3 separate regions of the Homo sapiens genome follow, and regions 1 and 3 are each linked to region 2. Evidence: chromatin loops called from intact Hi-C (ENCODE). Cell type or tissue: endothelial cell of umbilical vein. All regions are shown on one strand.

Region 1 (8,000 bases), 83 kb after region 2:
TATACTATATTATAATGTAAAAAGACTAGATGTCAAACAAATTAGGTGATGGGAAGGAATTGAGGGAGAATTTTAGACTAAGCAATTGAGCAGCACCTGTTTTTCACCACAAATCTGTTACATGTATTGCTCAATTGTGCTGAATCCATATTGGGTCCTGGTGGCTATGTAATAGTCTCTTTCTTGGATAAATGTTTGTCCTCTCTTATGGTTTACTAATGGTGTACAGAACAGCATTGAATAGTGGTTATTTCCTATGACTTCCTAGATATCTCTCTCATAATCCTGAATGTTTTAAAGATCATTCTTAGATAGAGTACAGCTAGACACGAACCATAGTGGAAATCAGGTAGACAAAATTTAAAAGGAGTCTTAATTGAAGGTCATTTTATTGTCCTCAGTATTAATCTTACTTAAAACAAACCTGTCACTGAGCAGAACTCAAAACACCAGAGCCCTTTGCCAAATGTGATTTTTTACAACAGGAGCGCTGGCAGTTGAGAGGAGTATTCTGTCACACTTGAGAGAATTCGAGTCCCTGAAGATTTATATGAATGCTTAGCTATTATCGAACCATCTCTTCACAGATGACTTAGTAAATGTCTGCCTTTGCATCAGATAATGGCTTACAAGTTAATCTCCTCTTGCTCCCTGTTACACACATATACACCTTCTTCCTAAACAGCTCATAAGGTGAAAGAAAGACTCAGATTTCTGACTATGTAATTGATAATATCACACGGACTGCCTGCTCATCATCTGCTAGTCACATTGGCAGAGTTGACAGTTTTGGAGACACTGAAGACAGTGCATATATTAGGAAATAAGCAGTTTCCTGATATAAATTTTCTTGTAGTTTATAAATTACATAGCATTTATTATTCCCTCATATTTTATAACATTTAATAATAGAACTGACACATATATTCATTTTAAACTCAATTGTGTATAATAACTATCATAGCAACCCTTCAGTGCCTAAATATCAAATCTTCCATTCCTCCCATGAACATCTTGAATATATAGGTACTGTGGTTAGCTCCAACAAGCTTTTGGTTAGAATTCATTGCACTGATACATAGACATTGTTTTAAAGGCAATTTCAAATCAAAGCTGTCAGCTGTGAATCAAGCACACCTTAAAAAGTGACACATTTGTCACTAGATTCCAGCCTCTCAAATTACTGACACGCATCCTTTTTATGTAAAGATGACATTGTTCTTTCCTGATATATTGCATTCCTCATGAATTTCTTATAGTCATAGAATTTTTATAAACCATTTCAGAATCGCTGAAATAAACATCAATATTTTTAACTTTTTCATTCTGTCAAAAATATTGTATGCAGAGATATTGCTGTAAGTGTGTATACCTGTGCTTAAGAGACTAGGGCTGAAGAGAAGTAATCAACCGAACCACTGGTGTAAATGTGCGTCACATTTTTAGTGACTAGAAATTGAAATAATTCCAACAAATTTATGTGCTTTGGGCTTGAGAATTCAGACTGCCTTAGGCTAAGATAAAAATCTTTTCCTGGTACTATATACCTTCTTTTATTGAATGACTACCTGGCTCTTTCTATTATATATGCAGATTTTGTACCTCTGGTCATCTTTGTAAATGGTGCCTAAAAGATATTTGAAGAATAAGTGACCAGCAATAAGAACAAATGTCTATACAAAAGCACCCTTTAGTTGGATGTAATTCACTACTTTGAGTTGTTAATAACCTCTAAGGATGACAGTAGCTATTAGTTGAATAAACCATTATGTCTATTATTAGAACACTAGATAGTTTATAAGTCCAAACAATGCATAAAATACCTATCTCATGTTACCATTGTTTAGGTTACCAGATAATTGTTCTGTCCAATTATTCCACTTAATTTTTTGCTTGCCCATTAGCTAAATGGCAAGATAAAATTTGTCAAACGGGGGGGAATGTATTGAAAATGCTAGACAACTACACTTAAAATGAAAACAGGCCAGGCGCGGTGGCTCAGGCCTGTAATCCCAGCACTTTGGGAGGCCAAGGCGGGTGGATCACCTGAGGTCGGGAGTTCAAGACCAGCTTGACCAACATGGAGAAACTCCATCTCTACTAAAAATACAAAATTAGCCGGGCATGGTGGCACATACCTGTAATCCCAACTACTGGGGAGGCTGAGGCAGAAGAATCGTTTGAACCCAGGAGGCGGTGGTTGCAGTGAGCCGAGATTGTGCCACTGTATTCTAGCCTAGGCAACATGAGCGAAACTCCATCTCAAAAAAAAAAAAAAAAAGAAAGAAAAGAAAACAAATGCATAATTTGCAAATATTATTTTTATATTGTATGTTATCTAGGGCTTCTAAATGCATTCTTCTTATAAGCCTAGGTTTGCAATAACATTCATTTAGAATTGAGTAATTTTAAATATAATATTTTATAAAATAAAATATAATAATTTCTCTTAATTCTTTGAAAATATTAAATTAAAAGGGGGTTGCAAACTCTGCATTCCACATTTCCATCCCAACATTTAATTTTAGCAATTTTGTAGTCTGCCTAAAATGCAATCCATCATTTACTGTTTAGAAAATAGGGAATGTACACAAAGGCCTTTCAGCTTTCCCTGAACTCCATAAAAATCTTTTTGCTTCTTTACTGCCCCCCTTTGTCAGGAGTTCTGAGGAACTGTTTTTTATCTTAAGTCTCACAAAGCATTTAGGAGAATATTTAAACTTAAATTCTTTTAAAACTTATGTTCAGGACAAAGTAACATTGTATGCATTGGTGTCATATGTATTTAAATTTTGAAATTTTTAATACTGGCAAAATGAGGTTTCAATTTTAATATAAATTATTTAACAATCTTAAATCATTAAATATATTACTTAATATATTTAATATATCTAAACAGTCACAATTTTCCCATACTAATAATCATAAAAAATCTTACCCAATGGTCATATAGATATACTTAATGGAGTTTTGGGGGGGTATTTTTGTATATTAAAAAATTCATATATTTGCCTTACTTAGAAGAACTGATTAAATGAAAGTATAATATTAACAAACATATTGTTATTTTATATTTGCATTTGTGATAATTATATTTGAAACGTTCAAGATTTTCCAATGAATTTCTTTTGCATTTGCGTATTTGTGCCTTTTTATTATAAAAATAGGTGGCTTTTTAGTTCCACTGCATAAGTTTCAACATAGGTCTACAAATAGTGCATCTTTTTGAAGTTAATCATTATAATCACAAATTGAAGTTGCCTGAGCTCCAATTGGAGTCTAAATGGATGACTGAATCTTATTATTCGAAACCCACTGTTGCTACACAATATGGCCACACAAGAGAGTACACAAGACCCGTCTGATTCAGCCTCAGTGCCATAAATATTTTAATGGTTTCGTTGGAATCTGGAAATGGAGCTCACCACAGGAGATGCTTCTTCCTTTGACTCTCATTATTATTTCCTTTACAAATTAATTAATAAAAACTTAGATGCTAAATTAGCACTTGATGAAAACTTATATAGCCTTGACATTTTGATTCTGTGAGTGAATAAAAATACTTGGAGAAATAAAAATCCTAATCATGTTCAGGAATACCCACAAGGTAACAAGTACATTTTTAAACTTTAAAAACATTTATTATTCATGATAAAACATGTTGTGTGATTTAAATATAAATTTTTATTATTTGCTTTAACTTATTTCCGGATTAAAAAGTAAATGTTTACCTAGCTGTTCTAAATGGTAATCCTCATGATTAAAACAGCAATTTGTCATATTTCAGTTACAAATGATCTTTTATTATTAGTTATAGAACATAAGTTTCTTCATTGACTGAGGCGATGTTTCAAGTAGATAAATCTGTTAAAAAAATTGTGGTCATATTCTGTTAAATTCTCATACCAGGCAATTTGTTTGATATTCAGGAAAAACCTAGCCACTGACCAAAAACTCTACCTGCCTTCTCAGTTGTATCCTCTTGGACTTAAAGGGGACTGGGAAAGTTATAAGATGGTTCATGATAGTCCATCAACATCCCAAGAACAAAAACAGATGTTGTACTGACAGCATCATATGATCATATGCATGTAAGAGCACATTCATATTGCCAAATCAGTTGGAATTTTTCACGGTTGAAAGTTAAATGAAATGCTTAGATGTATGAGTCATCGGAGTTAAAGACAATTACAGCCAGATTTATGGCTGTGCTAAAATAAAGCTAGTTAGAAAACAGACCAAATTCCATGACGATACCAAGTCTGACTAATGATTCACCTTAAATTTCGGAGCAACATTTATCCTCACTTGTTTGTTTATTTGACAATGTGCCCTTATCCATTAAGTAACTAGGAGGAAGGGAAAAGCACTACGTGGGTGAGTGACAAGACACTGACACTGATTTGTGACTTTGGATAATTCCTGGATGCTGTTATCTGTTTTGGCATAGAGATGGATCTGTAACTGCTAATAATTGCCGACTGTGACCATCCCAGAGGCCATTTACTTAACCCAGGTATTTCAGACCTGACAGCCCGAGGATAAACACGATTTCCCTCCATCACTAACTTCATCTGCAGGGCCTAAGCCTCCTTCACAGTCTCTCCAGTGATTTATTGGCATCTCCAAGGGTATCTCACATGTGCTGAAGAACAAATCTGCTCACTTTCATCTGCTTGGTTTTCCCTTTTGAAATCTGCTGCTTTAAAATTACTAAGGGAGGAATCATGCCTGCTGCTACCCTTGCCAGTGACCTTGCAGTTTGTGCCCTGATTGTTCCAATTACCACAATCAAAACAGAAGCGTTTGCAGTTACTGCAGTGCTCTCTCTGTGGATGTCAGGTCTGACTCAGAGAGCCAGGCTGGGGAACAGCCATTTCCACTCTTGTACCTCTGCAAAAGGACTTCCATGTTCCGTAAACAGACTCCCACCTCTCATTTTCCCCCCAAGCAAAGCATCATAAATTAGAGAGCATGTAACGGGAAAGAAAATCCATTAGCCATTTGGGTTCAGTCAGACAAGCCAGCTCATGGAAAGTTTATACAGGAAGGTCACATTTCAATTGAGATCAGGAGGGTGAAAGGGTCCAGCTGTGTGATGAGAGAGAGAATGTTCGGGAATGTGGAACAGAGGTATCCAAGGCAGAACAAACTCGTATATGAAGGCTTTAAGGGTGTGCAAATCTAGCATATTTTATGACATAAAAGAGTCCTGATTAGCTAGAATATGATGAATGTGAGAAGAGGTGAAGGCTGGAGATAGGAAAAATTATTCCAGATCTTATAAGCTATAGTAAGAAATTTGCATATTATATATAGACTTGTGGGAAGCCATTGGATTTTGTAAGAAGGAGATTAACATTATCTTATTTATGTTATTTGTGATTTATAACCCCAAATGTGCCAGATACAAACAAACCAAAAATAATAATAATAATAATAAGAAGAAGAACAACAACAGCAATGGAACTGTGGTGATGGTTTTGGTCACAAAATGCATATATATCTATTTTTCACAATGCAAAAATATTTCATTATTTCAAATTTTAACATAAATGTGGGTATGCATGAGCTTACAAATCTTGAAGTTTATTGGGGAATATTGGTGAGCATGGTTTTTATTGCATGGTCACAACTTACTAATGGGAAACATCTGAATACCTATTGAGTTAATGCATGCACATTTTTATTTTCCTGGAATACTGAGAAAAAGGTTGCTACATAATGTCTTGATAGCTTCTAAGTCATGGCTCAAAAGTGAATGTGGAATCTGCTAATCGGAATGGACTCAGATTCAGCCAAGTTCTCAAAAACATTTGCTTTCATAGATGTCTTCAAGAAACAAGGAGTCTTGAATTTAAATTGTGAAGTGTCTATCTTAGAATAGAGAGATTTAAAATCTGACTGTATTTTGTTTAAAAAAGCCTATATAACTGTATTATATAAAATTATTTATACTACAGTTAAAAAAAGAATCCCATCCTATTTGTGCCTAAATAAGTGCCTGCTTGTAGCATGAAAACTATTTGTTGAGGGTCCTTAGATCCTCAGAGCATGCTGTGAAAGTAGGTACAATTGTTCTTTCTATATAAGCCTCTTAAGATAACAGATAATTGCCAGAAATACAGCACACAGTACAAAATTACCTTGTTTTACTTTTGCCACAAAAAACAATTTCTTTTGGCTTTGAGCAATAAAGTCCAATGATTTTTTTCCTTTCAAAATATCTTCCTCCCTCTCCATAAGTTTTATATTTATTCACGAAGGAATATTCCAATATCGGATGTTTTTGTCTGTGTCTCTTCCTGGAACAAATGTTAATTAATCTCTTTGGGTTTGTATGTCAAGTGGAGGGGTGGGGATTGGGGACAGGTGATAGTTGTCTAGGGAGTTAACTTCATCTCTATAGGAGAGTGGATAGACGCTGTATACGAAAAGCTCTTGAAAAGGGAAATACAGCAGCCACTTCCTCAGGGCTTCCATGGTGGTCAGACTCCTTGATTGCTTTAGATTAACTCTGGCTTTTGTCCTTCGGAGGCCACCAGATTGGGTGGATAGACATTGTCCTTGCTGTTCTTTTGACCTACCTACTTGTACTTTAGGGGAAAAAAATGCCTGTAATAGGTTAAATGCTTTCTCAAAGATCACCAAAGTATATAACACATGGCAAATAGACAGAGAAATGAGACAGTATAATCAGTATAATTTATAAAAGTACCTTACAGCAGGATCCCATGGGATATGGGTTTTTTTTAAAAAAAATCTACCTAATCTTTTCATTGAACTCCTATTCAGGATTCATTATATTGAATATGGCTCAGAGACCTGGAAAATTGTTTCCACCTTTTTAATTTATTCACCATCATTTATGGAAGTTTTCAAGGACGTTTACTTACCTACCTCAGTTAACAGATTGTACTACTTGGGAAGTCTATAAATATGAGCTTAAAGCATTTTCTGAGTTTTAAAATAATTTAGATTGTGTAGAATGTTAAAACTAAAAGAGGAAAAAATTATTCAGTTCCTCAGTTGAACCTAGCAATTTATCTTTTCACAGTGTGCTCAAGTATAGTTTTTGAAAAGTAAAGAAGATGGTTTTTATACAAACATAAACACATTTCAAAGATTTTATTCAACTAATTAATTAGTAGTGGAGCCAATAAGCTGGTAAGACTGGTTTAAAGGAATATCTGAGGAATAAAGATTTATAGAAACAGTCAAAGAAATTCTAAAGAGAATTGACTAATAGATATAAATCTAGTAAATATTTGATTAATAATAGCAGTAACCTATGGAATTATGTTTTCTACTGAGCATAAATGAGCATGAATCTCTTTGGGTTTGTATGTCAAGTGGAAGGGTGGGGATTGGGGACAAGTGATAGTTGTCAAGGGAGTTAACTTCATCTCTATAGGAGAGTGGATAGATGCTGTATAAGAAAAGCTCTTGAAAAGGGAAATAAAGCAGCCACTGCACATCTGCACATATAACCTGTAGATCTGGGGGCTCTAATAAAAAAGTTAATGGCAATGTCAAAATCTGGTGTTTTATCTTAGATAACTTCATAGTCATTGATTGAGCCCCTTAAAAATAACATTTAAAGGACATGTAGTCATTCTGTTTCTTTATTGCCAAGTTTTCAGCAATTTTTCTCATGAGAATGAGTGCTAAGAAACTTTTGGTGGAGCGTGGTGGCTCAAGCCTGCAGTCTTGCACTTTGGGACGCCAAGGCTGGCCAATTACTTGAGATCAGTAGTTTGAGACCACCCTGGCCAACATGGTGAAACCTTGTCTCTACTAAAAATACAAAAAAAAAAAAAAGTGGGATGTGGTGGCATGCGCCTGTAATCCTGGCTACTCTGGAGGCTGAGGCACGAGAGTCACTTGAACCCGGGAGGCAGAGGTTGCAGTGAGCCGAGATCCTGCCACTGCACTCCAGCCTGGGCTACAGAGGGAGACTCCATCTCAAACAAACAAACAAACAAAAAAGAAACTTTTAA
Region 2 (8,000 bases):
CTATCATGCTCACCAGAGTTGCAGAGTTGCGTGTATTTCTTGGGCTCATTAATGTGTTTTTTTCTTTCTAAAACTAAAGTCATTTGAACTTGTTAGATTTTGAAATATTTAAATATCTTTTCTATCTGGCTTTAACATCTTTAATCTTGGAATCTTGCATGCCTTCATATTCTTAGGACCACGAAACCACAGGAATATTTAAAATGATATCTAGTGGAAACAATATGAAGTTGGCCATGGGGTCAAATTAGAGAATCTGAATACTATGCTTCTCCTTGATTGCTCTTCCCATTTCTTCAGAGTAACCCTATTCCCCCATCTCATGCTCACCCCCTTTCCAAAATCATACATAATGATCTCCCAACAGTATGCATTAGGCTTTCTCTACTCTACCCACTATGAAATTACACAAGAAGCCTATCGCAATCTCACTACCTCGTCTCTCTCACAGGTTTACAGAAGGTGAGAGGAAGGTGCAGATAGAGAATAAGAAGCAGGTGGCTCCAGCATCAACATTACATCACCCCTTGTGTTCACAACAAATACGGAATATTATCCAAAGATAATAAACGTTGTATTTTCTTAACTTAAACACATTAAATCAGTCCTCTCTTTAATCAATTGTTAATGGGCAGCATCTTTATTTTCATGCCATTCTACTCTGCTGTCTTTGCTATAGCACAAGTTTACCACATACCATACCTAAAAATTCAGTTGTTCTATGGGGGTAAACAAAGTCTAGGTTAAGCATATATTTCATAGAATGTTAATCTATAGCAAAATTAATGAATTAAATCCAGATAAAAGAATCCTATTATGGTCTGGTAAAATATTTATATTTCACTTAGCAAAGAGAAAACAAAACATGAATATTGTAGTTATGAACAGAATATGCATGTTAGTAATGCTTCCAAATATGTTATTACTTCATAACTTCATATTTCTTATGAGGTACAAGCCATTCAATTAGTTTAACGTTATATTCAGAGAGGCTAAAGATTTACTGAAGACCATGCTGTCCATCAATAATGAAAAGAAAAATTAAAAAAACTTTATTTTAACTTCTAGTTCCCTTCTTTGTACTTGAGCAGCTTTCCCTCCTTAAGAATACAGACCTAGAACATATGCAATATCACTATCAATATTATGTGTAATTAAAAGTTCATTGGATGTTTACTGTGTTCAAGGCATTTTAAGGAGTGACAAGAGTTAAACATATAGTTGTAATTCAAAATGACAACGAAATTAGTTTACAGTTTTCTTTTTTTGTAGGTAGTAAGAAATCATCTCCCCCTATTGAGGAATACCAATATAGAAAAGGCAAAACTTTAAATATGAATGAACTGTTTCATAATAACATAAGTTCTTCTTGATTTCCATTGTCACATCCAAATTTGAAGGCTATTTCTAACACAGCTGGGTTCTACCTTTTTCCTTCTCACTCTTTACCACACCCAATCTGTGAGGCTTCAGACACAAACTGCTAATTCAGGAGACAATTGTGCCTTCTGTAACAGTTTCTGCTAAATTGTCTCAGCTCTGCCACTTAAAATAGCTAGGTGATCTCAGCATATCACCAAAACTCTTGGAGCTCAGTTTCTCTGTCTATAAAAGTTACATAAAATGTAATTGATCTGCTTGTTATGACTAAATAACATAGTACATTAGTCCTTTGCCAAAGGACTAACAAATTACCAAATAAAAGTTTGGAATCATGTTAAACGTTTATAAGAAGTGCAACTGTCCAGAAATAATTCTCTCACATTGGTCTGTTGTAATGAGACCTAAAATATCTCATTTTATTTACCTCTTTGACTTAAAGCACTAGGTCTCAAGGAGGTCATGGTTATACTATAAATATGTCATGTGAAATAATATATTAAATAATTGTTGTAATACTCTATTGAGATACTAGTTGTAAAGAGGCACAATGGAAAACTTATACTATTAACAGTAGTAAAAAGAAACAACAAAAAGCAATAAAAAACAAAACACCCATTCATGCAACGACATGAACGAACCTCACAAATATTATACTGAGTAAAAGAAGTCAGACAAATATAAAACAAAGTTTATACTACGTGATTAGATCTTTATGACATTCTAGAATATGCACATGAAGGTACAAGGTAACTGTCTGGAATGATGAAAATGTCCTGTGTCTTCAAAATAGTGTGGGTTACACTAATGCATGGCTTTTTCAAAACTGATTTAAAGGGACACAACATCTGAGCATTTCCCTAGGTGTAAATTACACTGCAATTTTAAAGAATCATCTAATGATATTGTGGTTATTTTTAAACAGTCCTTAAATTTTGTGGATGCATACTGAATGTTTACAGCTGAAAAGATATATATAAAGCTTGAATTTGGTAAAAAAAAAAAAAAAAGAGGGAGGATTGGTAGTGATAAAGTGAGTGGACTTATGGATGAGACATGATCAGCCATGCATTGAAAAAATGTAAAAGTTGGATGATCTTCACATGAGAGTCCTTTATTCTGTCTACTTTTGCATATGTTTGAATATTTCCCATAACAAAAAGTTGAAAATAGAGTGATCACATGAGTTAATCTCCTAATTTACAAAAAAGAAAACTGGAAACAGAAGGAGAACAAAACTTGTTCAAGGTCTCAAAGCCAGACAGCAAACTAGCTCCCAAGTCCAACCTTCTTGCTCTGGTCCTAAGCAAACAAAAAATATTAATATGAGCTACTGCATTAAGGAAAGTCTGCTTTTCCAAAGGGCAGACCAATAGTTCAAGGAAGAGTTTAAATAATAAATATTTGTGATCTTACTTTCATGCTTTTCTATTTTCCACTGAACACATATGCATTATCTTCTATATGTCTTTTATGTATAATCATTTGCTTCCTGTTCCTTGTGGTTTTAAAGTTGTTTTGTATGTTTAAATTTGATTTTACTCAAATTTCAGAACCCAAATTAGCGCAAGAATCAGACAAAGCATAACTTTCTATAAATATAAAAACAATTAAAAAAAAAACATACAGCAAAAACGAGTTGTTGTTTCCCCCCTCCTCTTCCAGTGCTTAACTAATCTTCCGAATCCAGGCACAGAAAGCAAAGGCTTTCTGCTAGTGGGAGGAGCTTGCTTCTCCATTCTGGTGTGATCCAGGAACAGCTGTCTTCCAGCTCTGAAAGAGGTGAAAATGTGTTAAGCGATGCAAAAATTGTCTTGAAGTTCGCGTGTGTATGTCTGTGTGCATGTGCGTGTGGTGGGTGGGGGGAGAGAAAAGGGGGTGTCAATTCTGAGGGCAACGAGAATCAGAAGTCAGAAAGGTGAGTGGTGTGTAGCATCTCCCTTTCAGAAGGGGCTGAAGAAGAAATTGGATATGATGGTCCGGTAGGCTAAATCACGCTGGATTTGTCTCCCAGATAAAGGGAGGTCTGCAAAGTAAGTCCCATTTCTAGAGCGAAAAGCCTTAGGACCGCTTGTTTTAGACGGCTGGGGAATATTTATTCCTTGTTCCACTGATGGGAAAATCAGCGTCTGGCAGGCGCTGATTGGTGGAAAGGAAAATGGTGATAGTGGCGTGGAAAGAGGATTTGCTGAGCCTTCTCCTGCCTCCTCAACCTGTGACTCTTCCTTAGTAGTCTCCCTTTCACCCTCAGGACCCTTTCCGGCTCTTCCTAGATTAAGAGCAAACGAAAACCTTGAAGATATTTGAACTAAAGCGACCCCTAACGTTGTAACCTGTGACCGTGATTAAATTTCAGCGATGCGAGGGCAAAGCGCTCTCGGCGGTGCGGTGTGAGCCACCTCCCGGCGCTGCCTGTCTCCTCCAGCAGCTCCCCAAGGGATAGGCTCTGCCCTTGGTGGTCGACCCTCAGGCCCTCGGCTCTCCCAGGGCGACTCTGACGAGGGGTAGGGGGTGGTCCCCGGGAGGACCCAGAGGAAAGGCGGGGACAAGAAGGGAGGGGAAGGGGAAAGAGGAAGAGGCATCATCCCTAGCCCAACCGCTCCCGATCTCCACAAGAGTGCTCGTGACCCTAAACTTAACGTGAGGCGCAAAAGCGCCCCCACTTTCCCGCCTTGCGCGGCCAGGCAGGCGGCTGGAGTTGATGGCTCACCCCGCGCCCCCTGCCCCATCCCCATCCGAGATAGGGACGAGGAGCACGCTGCAGGGAAAGCAGCGAGCGCCGGGAGAGGGGCGGGCAGAAGCGCTGACAAATCAGCGGTGGGGGCGGAGAGCCGAGGAGAAGGAGAAGGAGGAGGACTAGGAGGAGGAGGACGGCGACGACCAGAAGGGGCCCAAGAGAGGGGGCGAGCGACCGAGCGCCGCGACGCGGAAGTGAGGTGCGTGCGGGCTGCAGCGCAGACCCCGGCCCGGCCCCTCCGAGAGCGTCCTGGGCGCTCCCTCACGCCTTGCCTTCAAGCCTTCTGCCTTTCCACCCTCGTGAGCGGAGAACTGGGAGTGGCCATTCGACGACAGGTTAGCGGGTTTGCCTCCCACTCCCCCAGCCTCGCGTCGCCGGCTCACAGCGGCCTCCTCTGGGGACAGTCCCCCCCGGGTGCCGCCTCCGCCCTTCCTGTGCGCTCCTTTTCCTTCTTCTTTCCTATTAAATATTATTTGGGAATTGTTTAAATTTTTTTTTTAAAAAAAGAGAGAGGCGGGGAGGAGTCGGAGTTGTGGAGAAGCAGAGGGACTCAGGTAAGTACCTGTGGATCTAAACGGGCGTCTTTGGAAATCCTGGAGAACGCCGGATGGGAGACGAATGGTCGTGGGCACCGGGAGGGGGTGGTGCTGCCATGAGGACCCGCTGGGCCAGGTCTCTGGGAGGTGAGTACTTGTCCCTTTGGGGAGCCTAAGGAAAGAGACTTGACCTGGCTTTCGTCCTGCTTCTGATATTCCCTTCTCCACAAGGGCTGAGAGATTAGGCTGCTTCTCCGGGATCCGCTTTTCCCCGGGAAACGCGAGGATGCTCCATGGAGCGTGAGCATCCAACTTTTCTCTCACATAAAATCTGTCTGCCCGCTCTCTTGGTTTTTCTCTGTAAAGTAAGCAAGCTGCGTTTGGCAAATAATGAAATGGAAGTGCAAGGAGGCCAAGTCAACAGGTGGTAACGGGTTAACAAGTGCTGGCGCGGGGTCCGCTAGGGTGGAGGCTGAGAACGCCCCCTCGGGTGGCTGGCGCGGGGTTGGAGACGGCCCGCGAGTGTGAGCGGCGCCTGCTCAGGGTAGATAGCTGAGGGCGGGGGTGGATGTTGGATGGATTAGAACCATCACACTTGGGCCTGCTGTTTGCCTGAGTTTGAACCACACCCCGAGTGAGCAGTTAGTTCTGTTGCCTACGCCTTTCCACCATCAACCTGTTAGCCTTCTTCTGGGATTCATGTTAAGGATACCCCTGACCCTAAGCCTCCAGCTTCCATGCTTCTAACTCATACTGTTACCCTTTAGACCCCGGGAATTTAAAAAAGGGGTTAATCTTTTCATGCAACTCCACTTCTGAAATGCAGTAATAACAACTCAGAGGATTCATCCTAATCCGTGGTTAGGTGGCTAGACTTTTACTAGCCAAGATGGATGGGAGATGCTAAATTTTTAATGCCAGAGCTAAAAATGTCTGCTTTGTCCAATGGTTAAATGAGTGTACACTTAAAAGAGTCTCACACTTTGGAGGGTTTCTCATGATTTTTCAGTGTTTTTTGTTTATTTTTCCCCGAAAGTTCTCATTCAAAGTGTATTTTATGTTTTCCAGTGTGGTGTAAAGGAATTCATTAGCCATGGATGTATTCATGAAAGGACTTTCAAAGGCCAAGGAGGGAGTTGTGGCTGCTGCTGAGAAAACCAAACAGGGTGTGGCAGAAGCAGCAGGAAAGACAAAAGAGGGTGTTCTCTATGTAGGTAGGTAAACCCCAAATGTCAGTTTGGTGCTTGTTCATGAGTGATGGGTTAGGATAATCAATACTCTAAATGCTGGTAGTTCTCTCTCTTGATTCATTTTTGCATCATTGCTTGTCAAAAAGGTGGACTGAGTCAGAGGTATGTGTAGGTAGGTGAATGTGAACGTGTGTATTTGAGCTAATAGTAAAAAATGCGACTGTTTGCTTTTCCAGATTTTTAATTTTGCCCTAATATTTATGACTTTTTAAAAATGAATGTTTCTGTACCTACATAATTCTATTTCAGAGAACAGTTTTAAAAACTCATAGTCTTTTAAAAAATAATCAAGAATATTCTTAAGAATCAAAATCATTGATGGATCTGTGATTTCTTTTACCATCATGAAAAATGTTTGTCAATTTTAATCCATTCTGATTTTTAAAATATGACTTTGATATGCCCCTGTGATGTGTATAAAGAGACCTATTTGTGGCCCTAAAATGGAAAGAACAGATTAGTCTTTGATAGAGTTACTTCATGTGATCATTTGGTCTCTGTGAACACTGAGGACAGAGAAAAGTGCTTGAGGGCTGCTACTAATCTCTCAGAAACATTTGTATAGTTCATCCATCAAATGACACACATACTAAAAGAATAAAGAAATTGATGCTTATTACCTACTTGTTCCTAAAGTTCCACCTTGGGGTATACACCCAAACTCTGACTCTCTTTTCTGTAACTTGAACTGTATTCAATTGAGTGTTATTTTACAAACCACTTTGAATTCCTTGGAAAAGAATAGACACACACTCTCATCCACAGGCATAGACACACACACTCAACACAGACACATTGCCCATTCTTCCTCTCTTCTTTCTCCTCTGAGCTTTTTCACATTCTCTGGTGGCAACTATAGCAGTAAGAGTCACAGGATGAACAGTCAGGTGGAGGATGACCACATTGAGTTGCCTAGCTGAAACATGTGCTCCGTCTATGTCTGCAAAGTGAAAGAAAGCTACACTATCTCTTCAACATAGATCAGTGGGGGAAATTTTATACTTGGGATGATTTATATGAATGCATCTCATCAAAGTTCACAACACATTTTTTTTTCAGTTTTTTATTTTCAGTTTTTAGAGTCAGGGCCTTGCTCTGTCGCCCAGGCTGGACTGCAGTGATGCTATCATAGCTCACTGCATCCTTGAATTCCTGGGCTCAAGTCATGCCCCCACCTCAGCCTCCTGAGTAGCCAGGATTATAGGCATGTGCCACTGCCTCATTATTTAGACTTTTCTTATGTTGACTTAATCTTCCCACAAATCTTCAATTAAATTACTTTTTTTCTACCTTAAAACATATTTTCAGAAAGTCATTGAAATAGGGTGTTACAAGAGGAAAAAATTGATGAGTTAATTTTAAATATTTTATGAAGTGTGAATTATACCTTTTTAGATGGAATTTGGAATACTGAATCAGTGACATGCAGTTTATCAATATCTTTCCGTTTGTCCTCAGATTTCCAAGTTCTGCAAGCACAAGTTTCTTTGACTTAGTTACCTTTTAACTGTTCATTGAAATCATTTTCAATGTCTCTCATGGCATTTAACACATAGCACATTCTATAAATTTTTTATTGGTTACATTCTGAGTTCTAATTGAGAGTTGAACTTACACACAGAATTTAAGATAAAAAATGACCATGTGAAGACACAATAGTATAGTCCAGGGATTGGCAAAATTTTGGGTAAGGAATCAGATAGCACGTATTTTAAGCCATGAGATCTATGTCTTGGCCAGGTGCCGTGGCTCAGGTCTTTAATCCCAGCACTTTGAGAGCCCGAGGCTGGTGGATCACTTGAGCCCAGGGGTTTGAGACCAGCCTGGGCCACATGGTGAAACCCTGTGTCTACAAACAACGCAAAAATTAGCCGGGTATGGTAGCATGCATGTGTATTGCCAGCTACCCAGGAGGCTGAGGTAGGAGGATGGCTTGAGCCATACAGCTCACTGCAGAGGTTGCAGTGAGCTGAGATCGAGCCACTGCACTCCAGCCTGGGTGGCAGAGTGATACCCTGTCTAAAAAAAAGAAAAAAAAATCTATGTCTCAATTCTGCTGTTGAAGTGTGAAGGTAGTCATAAACAATAACTAGTGTG
Region 3 (8,000 bases), 180 kb after region 2:
ACTAATTTGTTCATAATTCAATCAACACTTGCATAATGTTAACTATACATTTACTGATTTCTTGCTCATCACTATTTTTTGCCTTCCATTTTATCCTTCTCTTAGATTCTCTTTTCCTTTTGGGGAGTAAATTCTAAAATAGTAATTTCAAAAAGGATCTAATGGTAATGTATTAATTAGGGACATCTTTACCTACAACTAAGATACCCTTATAGCAGTAAATTAGATATAGGAATGTATTTGGTTCTTGTAACTAGAAGACTAGATGTAGATGGCTGCTATACTTGGTTCAGGGCTACATATCAGGCCACTATGTCTACAATTTTCTTCTCCTGATAGTTGCAGAAGAGATACCATTATAGATCTTAGGCAAGCTTTCTAGTTGGAAAAATGAGAAAAAGAAGAGTAGCATATGTATCAGTAGATCAGAAACTTTCCCATAATCCTTATGGCAAAATTCCACTTATCATTGGCTGGAATTATACATGGGCAATATGGGGAAAAAAGATGGGAAATGGCGATTGGGTCCACAAAGAAATGGCAATTTGTCCAACGGGCTAACTTTTAGATGATATACATACCAAAAAAAAAAGTATGCATTTTGTCCTCAACTTGAGTAATAATTTTTGTTTTTGTTTTTGGTATAGTATTTTAGCTTAAAGCTATATCTTGTCAATACTTTGAAGACCTGACTCCATTTTATTCTCCTATGCTGTGTTGTTGATGAGAAGGCTATTGCAAATTTAATTTTTGTTTCTTTACAGGTAACCTATATTTTTGTTGGTAGTGATGGTCATTCTGAAAGATTTTGGAGCTTTTTTATTCTTAGGTGTTAGGAGTTGAACTTTTCTCCTAAAATAGGCTCAAGTCCTAATCTCTAGCACCTGCAAATGTGACCCTCTGTGGAAAAAAAAAAAGTTTTTGCAGATATAATCATATTAAGAGAAGGTCATACTGAATTAGGGCAGAACCTAATCCAATGACTGGAATCCTAAGAAAAGGGAATTTTGAATATAGGCACACACAGGGAAAATGTCATGTTATGACAGAGGCAGAGATTGGAGTGATGTGTCTGCAGGTCAAGGAATGCCAAGAATTTCTGGTTAACCACCAGAAGGAAAGGGCAAAGAAGGATCCTACCCTAAAGCTTTCCGAGGGAGCAGCAGTAGTGAATCAGCACCTTGATTTCAGACTTCTTTCCTTCTGAACTGTTAGAGAATAAATTTGTTATCTCAAGCTGCTCAGTTCATGGTAATTTGTTATGATAGTTCTAGGAAACTAACACATTAGGTTTCTAAAAGTTATCTAGGACATGTCTAATTATAACTCCTATTTTATAAATCCTATTTAACACAATGTAAACCCTTTAAATTGGAGGACTGTGTTGATAGCAGCCTTTGCTGAATAATCCTGGTTGTTGTTCTAGACGTCCTTCCTGCTTTATGTTTTTGTTTATTCTGAACATGGAATTTCTCTGGGAAATAAGCTGCCCTTTCCCATCCAATACCTTGTCACTGCGTACATTCTGGCTGTAGCTTTCTCTGTCCTTGTTTTTTTTGTTTTGTTTTGTTTTGTTTTTTTACCATTTGATCCTGTCTACTTTCTAGCTTCTAGAATTTTTCACAATTTCTAGCCTAGCGTTGAAAAACATCCTTGTTTTTCAGGTTTATTCCCTATAATTATATTTTCTTTCTGTTACATCAGTAGAATTGGCTGGCAGAAAAGTGAATGAATGTGCATTGCTCAATCTGTCATTTTGAGTCAGGCCACTGATTTTTTAAAATTTATTTATTTATCCTAGTTAATTTTTTCCCATAAGGCCTTTCAAACCATATTGGCATTAGAAGCTTTTATGTTATTTTTTCACTTTGTCTAGGGTCCAAGCATAATTTGTGGCTGCCTCTGAAAATAAACAAGGTAGTTTTTCCCTCCATGGCAGAATTATTGATTGGTTTTACTCAAGCTGAAATTCTAAAAATCTCATTCATATCGGAACTAGAGGGTGTATGGTACTGGGATAAAATCTGTTACCTAAGAGTCACCCCTAATGTCTTTTAGTGTGCCCAGGTTTAAATTTGCTATGTTCTAAACTAGTCATGTGTATCATGTAAGCCTTAAATTTGAGAGAAGGCTAACTTGTCTTCACTAGTAATACTGCTGACGTAGGTGTTTTTGCAAATGCCACAAATAGTCCGATTAGATTTTGTGGTTTATAGAAACACATACACACAAATACAGAATTACAATTCTTCCAGTATTTTTTCCTAAGGCAAATTTAGCACTGCAGAAAGGTCCTCAAGTTGCACTTACACAGGCAGATAAACTTGTGTGTGTAGCACAGTCCCCAAGATAATCTGCTTAATTAGCTGGAATCAGTTGAAACAAGTGTAAAATGAACATGGAACTAAGGATTTCAAAGGTAAAACAAACTGACAATATACACAAGGAATTGAGCAGATTTTACCTCTCATTTTTATTTCATTGTGTGTGTGTTTTTTTTAATTTTTATTTTTTTAGGAAAACTTTTTCAGGGATCTCCATTATATTAGCTCTAGGTACATATTTTATATCTCAAACTTCAGCAGCAGGGCCTAAGAAAGTGGAAGAATAGATTAATTTACATTGAGATGATTTTTTTCCTTTTTTTCCCCCCTTGGCATTTATTTTACATTTCGCAATGCTTCAGTCAACCTGAAAAGTATGGCAAATAGGATAAAGAACGCCTATATAACTTCTACCCACATTCAACAAACAAATATTAACATTCTGGCATATTGAATTTGTATCATTTTGTCTTTTAATGTGTAAAAGTTAAAGACATAACTTGAAGCCTCCCTCTCACTCCCTGCGTTGTGATTTTCCCTCCGTCCTTAGAGGCAGTCACTGTTCTGAGTGGGTTCTTTCCATTCATTTTTCAACTTTTCTTCCTATGCATTTCAAAAGTTTCTCTACTTTCCCTCTTTATTCTTCACTCCTTAAATGGATATATACTTTGTAATACATATTCCTTACACCTATCTTCCTCCCAGAGCAGGCAAGGATCTTGGCTTTACCACCCCAATCCCCATTCTGCCCAAACGAATCTGTTTTTATTGACATGTATTTCAGTTTCACCTTTTGTAGCTCTAAATCTTTTATTTTGTCATCAGTAGTTAATTAAATTTGCCAACATATTTTACCAGTTTTTATATTCACTATTTTTTCATGCTTCCTATTATTTTTCTCTAGGTTTCATCTTCTTGCTATAATACATCTTTTGGTCATTCTTTCTGGAAAAGCATGGTTAGTAAACTCTTTTAGTTTCCGTGTATCTGAAAATATATTTTCCTTTCCCTCCTGCTTAAAATATAATTACTTATTTACAGCATAATTATGCATACTCTATACAGTGTAATAGAATCCTGGGTGGACAACTGGCATCCCTCAGCACTTTAAAGGTAAATTATCATTGTTTGGGGGCACACTTGGTTATACCTGAGAAGACTACCGTTAGTTTAATTACGGTTGTTTTGTGGAAATCTTTCTCCTCTGATAGATTTAAGGGTGTCTTTTTTTTTTCTTTATTTTTGATATTCTGAAGTTTCAGTAGGATGTGTCTGGTAGACTTATTTTTATTTTTCCTTCTTAGCCCTCAAAATGAATTGCCAAAATTAAGACTTATATACTTAATCAAATCCGGAAAATAATTATTAAAATTTTGAATTCTGTTCCTCTCTTTTAAAGCTAAAATAGAATGTTTTATTAATTGTTTAGTGTTAGCTGTCTTTCTTAAATTTTCCTCATATGGTCAGGAATATTGGTTTGCAGGCTAATATTGACTGGAAGTTTCCATTTCAATTTCATCCCTCCAGTCTCCAGCAGAAGTTTTACAGTTACTTCTGCCTAGGAACCAGTGCAGAACTGGTGATTTTGAGTTCCCGTGCCTCAGTGACTGATGTTAACAATATCTCAGACTAGTCATTGAACTAGTAGGCAGTTTCACTCAGGTGGTAACTGAGAAGCTTCCGCCTACTTCCTCCTCCTCCAGCCAGTGCAGCAGGGACCTTTCCAGAGTTTTCTTCCCCCTAAATGAAAGACTTTGGTGTTAAACAGTGAAGAGGGCTCTGTCCCCTATCCCACCGGAGATGGATTTAGTTTCCATCATCCCATAGGATCAACATTTTTTGGTGGCAAAGGCTCACTTCTGGCCCCACATCCTGGCAAGCTGAATGTTCTGTCTCATTTAGCACTGTTTCAGTTCCATTTCTGGTCTGCAAAGATCTTTGTCTTGTTTCCAAAAATGGTTGTCTTGGCTGATGCATTTGGAAAACAATTTTCTATTTATATAAAAGTGACTTAATTATATTTAAAACTATATTGTACACAAATACATGTATATACATGTACTTTAGATTTGCAATGCTAAGAACAGAACACTCAAATTAACATTTTTAAATGTATTGTCTTTCTGTACATCATTATTTTAAAAACATACACAAAGTCCCAGAAGCAAGTATGCTTCTTCATTCTTAAATAAGGAAATCTGTGTTGACTGTATGTTCCTTTAAGGTATTTGAATACAAATCAACTGGGGGAAACTCACAATCAGATGTGAAGCATTTCACTCATTTTCACATTCAGCAATTAATTGCTTATTTCTATGGCACTGAAAGTCTACTGTTTTCACTGAAATACATAGTGCCATCTACTGGTTCAATTGTCGTTAAAAGGACAGAATCAAGCAAAATTTGTGTTGGTGGGAACTCACATCACGCCTAATTCCATTCTCTTCTTTTCACCCTCATATGAGAGCTGAGTGAAGAGCTAAAAGCTGACCCCTGATCTAAATCACACAGCTGTTTCAATTCAATAATGGTATTATCTTTATCAGTGACTGAGAACTCCAGGACTTGAAGCTCATTAGCTTTCTCCAACTTTTTTTTAAAGTATTTTTTTTAGTAGAAAAATTTTGTATTGAAATGTAATAAATTAAAGGCACCAAATAGTCTTTTATATTATTGCAACATAAGAAGAAATACTTTAGCTTCTAACAAAATAAGGTAGCAGGACATAGAATCTTTACTGCCACCATCATTAATGACTTGTTCCTCCTAGGAGAATGGTGGGGCTGTTAGTTGCTTGGTATATTTGTCAGTATAGGGCTCAGTAACAAGAAGGAAGCATCAGGCTGCATGGCTGAGGCTATGAATTGATTTCAATACTAACATAAAGAAAACAGCTAAGTTAGACGAAAATGGCATATCCCAAATAAAAGTTTAATTTATATGTTAGTGTATTAAAGCTTTAGAATATAATGGTAACTTTCCTATAAAAATCATGTCAGTAAATATTTACAAGACAGGTTTATTATATCTCAATTGGATCTGAGTTTGGCTGACAGTCTCAGATTCAACCCCCTGATAATTATCTTCCTGGGGTCTGCAGCCCCCACAGGCACTTTCATTGTTCACTGAATCTTAAAATTATGGAGACCTTAATATTTCAGTTTGTCAATAATACAGTTTCTAGGCAACCATATTACAATTCCTCATTACAATCTCCAGACATAATCAGCTGCAGAGTTTTAGATCCATCTAAAACTGATTAGCAATTAATCAAATAAATTTCAGATTAGAGAATCTCAAAGACTCAATATTGCTTTTAACATAAATGTTTTAAATCTCAGTTTCTAATAAGGCAAAACTTAATTTTATTTTCAAAATAATTTAATTTAAGGCATCACAATAATGGATTAATTTAAAAAAATTTTAAAAACCTTTTCCCTCAGCTCATAATCATCAGGGTTGTGTGTAATAATTCTATGGGAAAACAGAATATTAAAAATATCAGCTGCTTGAGTTGAACATTGATCATTCTGATCACTCAGTCTACATTACAGACACAAATCAATATTTGAAGAAGAAAATCATTTCATAATTTCGGGCTAATTAAGATGGTGATAAAGTTCAGTTTGCTGTTAAAGTTGAGTAAAATATGCAGTAAACACTAATATGTAGGAGGAGAAATAATTGAACTACTATAATAACTACATCTTCATCAAACGCTGGATACAAATTTTATTAAATGCATGAGGGGATAGAAAATGGGTGTAGAACAGTCAAGACTCAATTTTCTCTTCCAAGGAAGAAAATCTCCCAAGTAGTAGAAACTGAGACTTAGCAGTCAACAGCATAGAGTATAGCAGTGGAGTCCATGGGGGCTGAGCTGCACACCTATGATTCATGCACAATATTTGCCACCCAGGTTAAAGAGCCCTCACAGACAACTTAAAATCAAAGTTGGTCCAGAAAAACACTATCTCAAGTGATATGAAGCTGCTACTGTCACTAGTCAAGCTAAGTCATCCAATAACGATTATCCAGGTTTTTCATTAAAATCAAACATTTTCCATACGGCAATGAGAGCTTTTGACTGGCAGTGTGTAATAGCACCACAGCTTTTGGAGATAAAGGTAATAAACACCAATGGAAATTATCATTTTAAAATGCGGGAGAAAAAGGTCATTTTGCAAATGTTGGTGTCAGCTATGGGAAGCCAATGAGAAATTCCTTACTGACATTCTAATTTCTCTTAAGTTAATTAATTTTCTCAAGTTAAATTAAAAATGAAAATTTAAAGGGCCTATTATTTGCAAATGATACAATGAAACAAAACAATATGTGACAAGCCTTTAAATAATAGTCCTTTGTGAGAACAGGAGGTTGGTAAATAATTGTGCATTAGAGAAACTATATTCATGTCTAACTAGTTTCCTTAATTTTGCAGTAACTAAATTGTCACCTATGACCCCCCTTTCTGCTGTCTATCCCTGTTATAAACTGAATTGTGTGCCCCTAAAGTTCATATTCATAACCCCCAATGTTAATGCATTTGGAGATATGGTCTTGAAGGAGGTAATTAAGGTTAAATGAGGTCATAAGGGTGGCATGCAATAGGACTGACGTCCTTATAAGTAGAGGAGACACCAGCGTTCTCTCTCTTCATGTGCACAAAGGAAAGGTCCTGTGAAGACACAGAGAGAAGGTGACTGCTTATGAGCCAAGGAGAAAATCCTCACCAGAAAGCATCCCTGCAGGCACCTTGATCTTGGACTCCCAGTCCTCATAACTATGAGAAAATTAATGTCATATTTAAGCCACTCATCTATGATATTTTGTTATGGCAGCCCGAGAAGAATAATACAACCCCAAAATTCCATATTGATCTAATTGTGTACCAGTAATACAGAAGGCAAAGTATTAGATGAAAACCATTTAGAAAAATCCAAAATTATTTTTTGAAAGTGACTAACAGTTAACCCGGCTATTTCTACTTGTTTTTTTTTCTTCTTCTTCTTTCCCTTTTTCCTCCTTCTCTTAGTGTCTTCCTAGTAGAGGTAATGTTATTGTTGTCATTATTGGTATCATATAGTGCTACAAACTTTAATTAATGACTCATATTAACGCTGTAGCCACCCTTTGCCAGTTTTTAGACATGTAACAGCATGGGAACTAATTTTTGTAAACAATCTACTACATACTATTTTGTTCTAGGTTTTTGATATATGATGTGTTTTTTCAAATTCTGAATTGTCATCTTTATTTTTTTAATTAATTTGGTTTTTTTTGATACAGAGTCTCACTCTGTTGCCCAGGCTGCAGTGCAGTGGCGTGATCTCAGCTCACTGCAGCCTCTTTCAAGCAATTCTCATGCTTCAGTCCCCTGAGTAGCTGGGACTACAGGCATGCACCGCCATGCCCAACTTATTTTTTTATTTTTATTTTTGTATTTTTAGTAGAGATGGGGTTTCACCATGTTGGCCAGGCTGGTCTCAAACTCCTGACCTCAAGCAATCTGCCCGCTTTCGCCTTCCAAAGTGCTGGCATTATAGGTGAGAGCCACCCGGCCTGCCTGTCATGTTTACTTTAAATGTCTATTTTAAATATAAGAATAAATTATCCTGGTTAAACACTTAGAATTTGAGGGAGGCAGAAATCTACACAATTATGCTTGTAATTGAC

The links. A loop is a pair of places that touch in the nucleus more often than their neighbours do. Peaks named below come from ENCODE experiments on the same cell type or tissue, not always from the same donor. Only the 100,000 strongest peaks of a DNase experiment are listed, where the experiment ranks them.
Region 1: it touches region 2 in a loop (4-fold over the local background); 9 of 110 quality-filtered maps call a loop at or near these places.
Region 3: a loop joins it to region 2, with 5 times the contacts of the local background. A loop is called at or near these places in 7 of 110 quality-filtered maps.

What each region holds. Positions count from the first base shown.
Region 1 is chr4:89,750,060-89,758,059 of GRCh38, reverse strand. All of the region lies in intron 4 of SNCA (synuclein alpha), which reads left to right. Among named protein-coding and RNA genes, the nearest start is that of SNCA-AS1, 82 kb to the left of the region's middle. In endothelial cell of umbilical vein, a CTCF peak has its summit at 2,650; DNase peaks (open chromatin) are centred at 4,269 and 4,979; H3K27ac peaks cover 2,416 bases.
Region 2 is chr4:89,833,414-89,841,413 of GRCh38, reverse strand. It overlaps SNCA (synuclein alpha), which reads left to right and starts at 4,253. Exons shown (of 6, transcript NM_000345.4): 1 at 4,253-4,452; 2 at 5,722-5,867. The coding sequence starts at 5,747. It overlaps SNCA-AS1 (SNCA antisense RNA 1), which reads right to left and starts at 5,013. Exons shown (of 4, transcript NR_045481.1): 1 at 4,680-5,013; 2 at 3,008-3,153; 3 at 14-73. In endothelial cell of umbilical vein, no CTCF peak of the experiment used is centred here; DNase peaks (open chromatin) are centred at 3,123, 3,623 and 4,193; H3K4me3 peaks cover 3,293 bases; H3K27ac peaks cover 2,024 bases.
Region 3 is chr4:89,654,805-89,662,804 of GRCh38, reverse strand. No RefSeq gene overlaps it. Among named protein-coding and RNA genes, the nearest start is that of SNCA-AS1, 180 kb to the left of the region's middle. In endothelial cell of umbilical vein, a CTCF peak has its summit at 4,684 (motif pointing left); a DNase peak (open chromatin) is centred at 4,674; H3K27ac peaks cover 498 bases.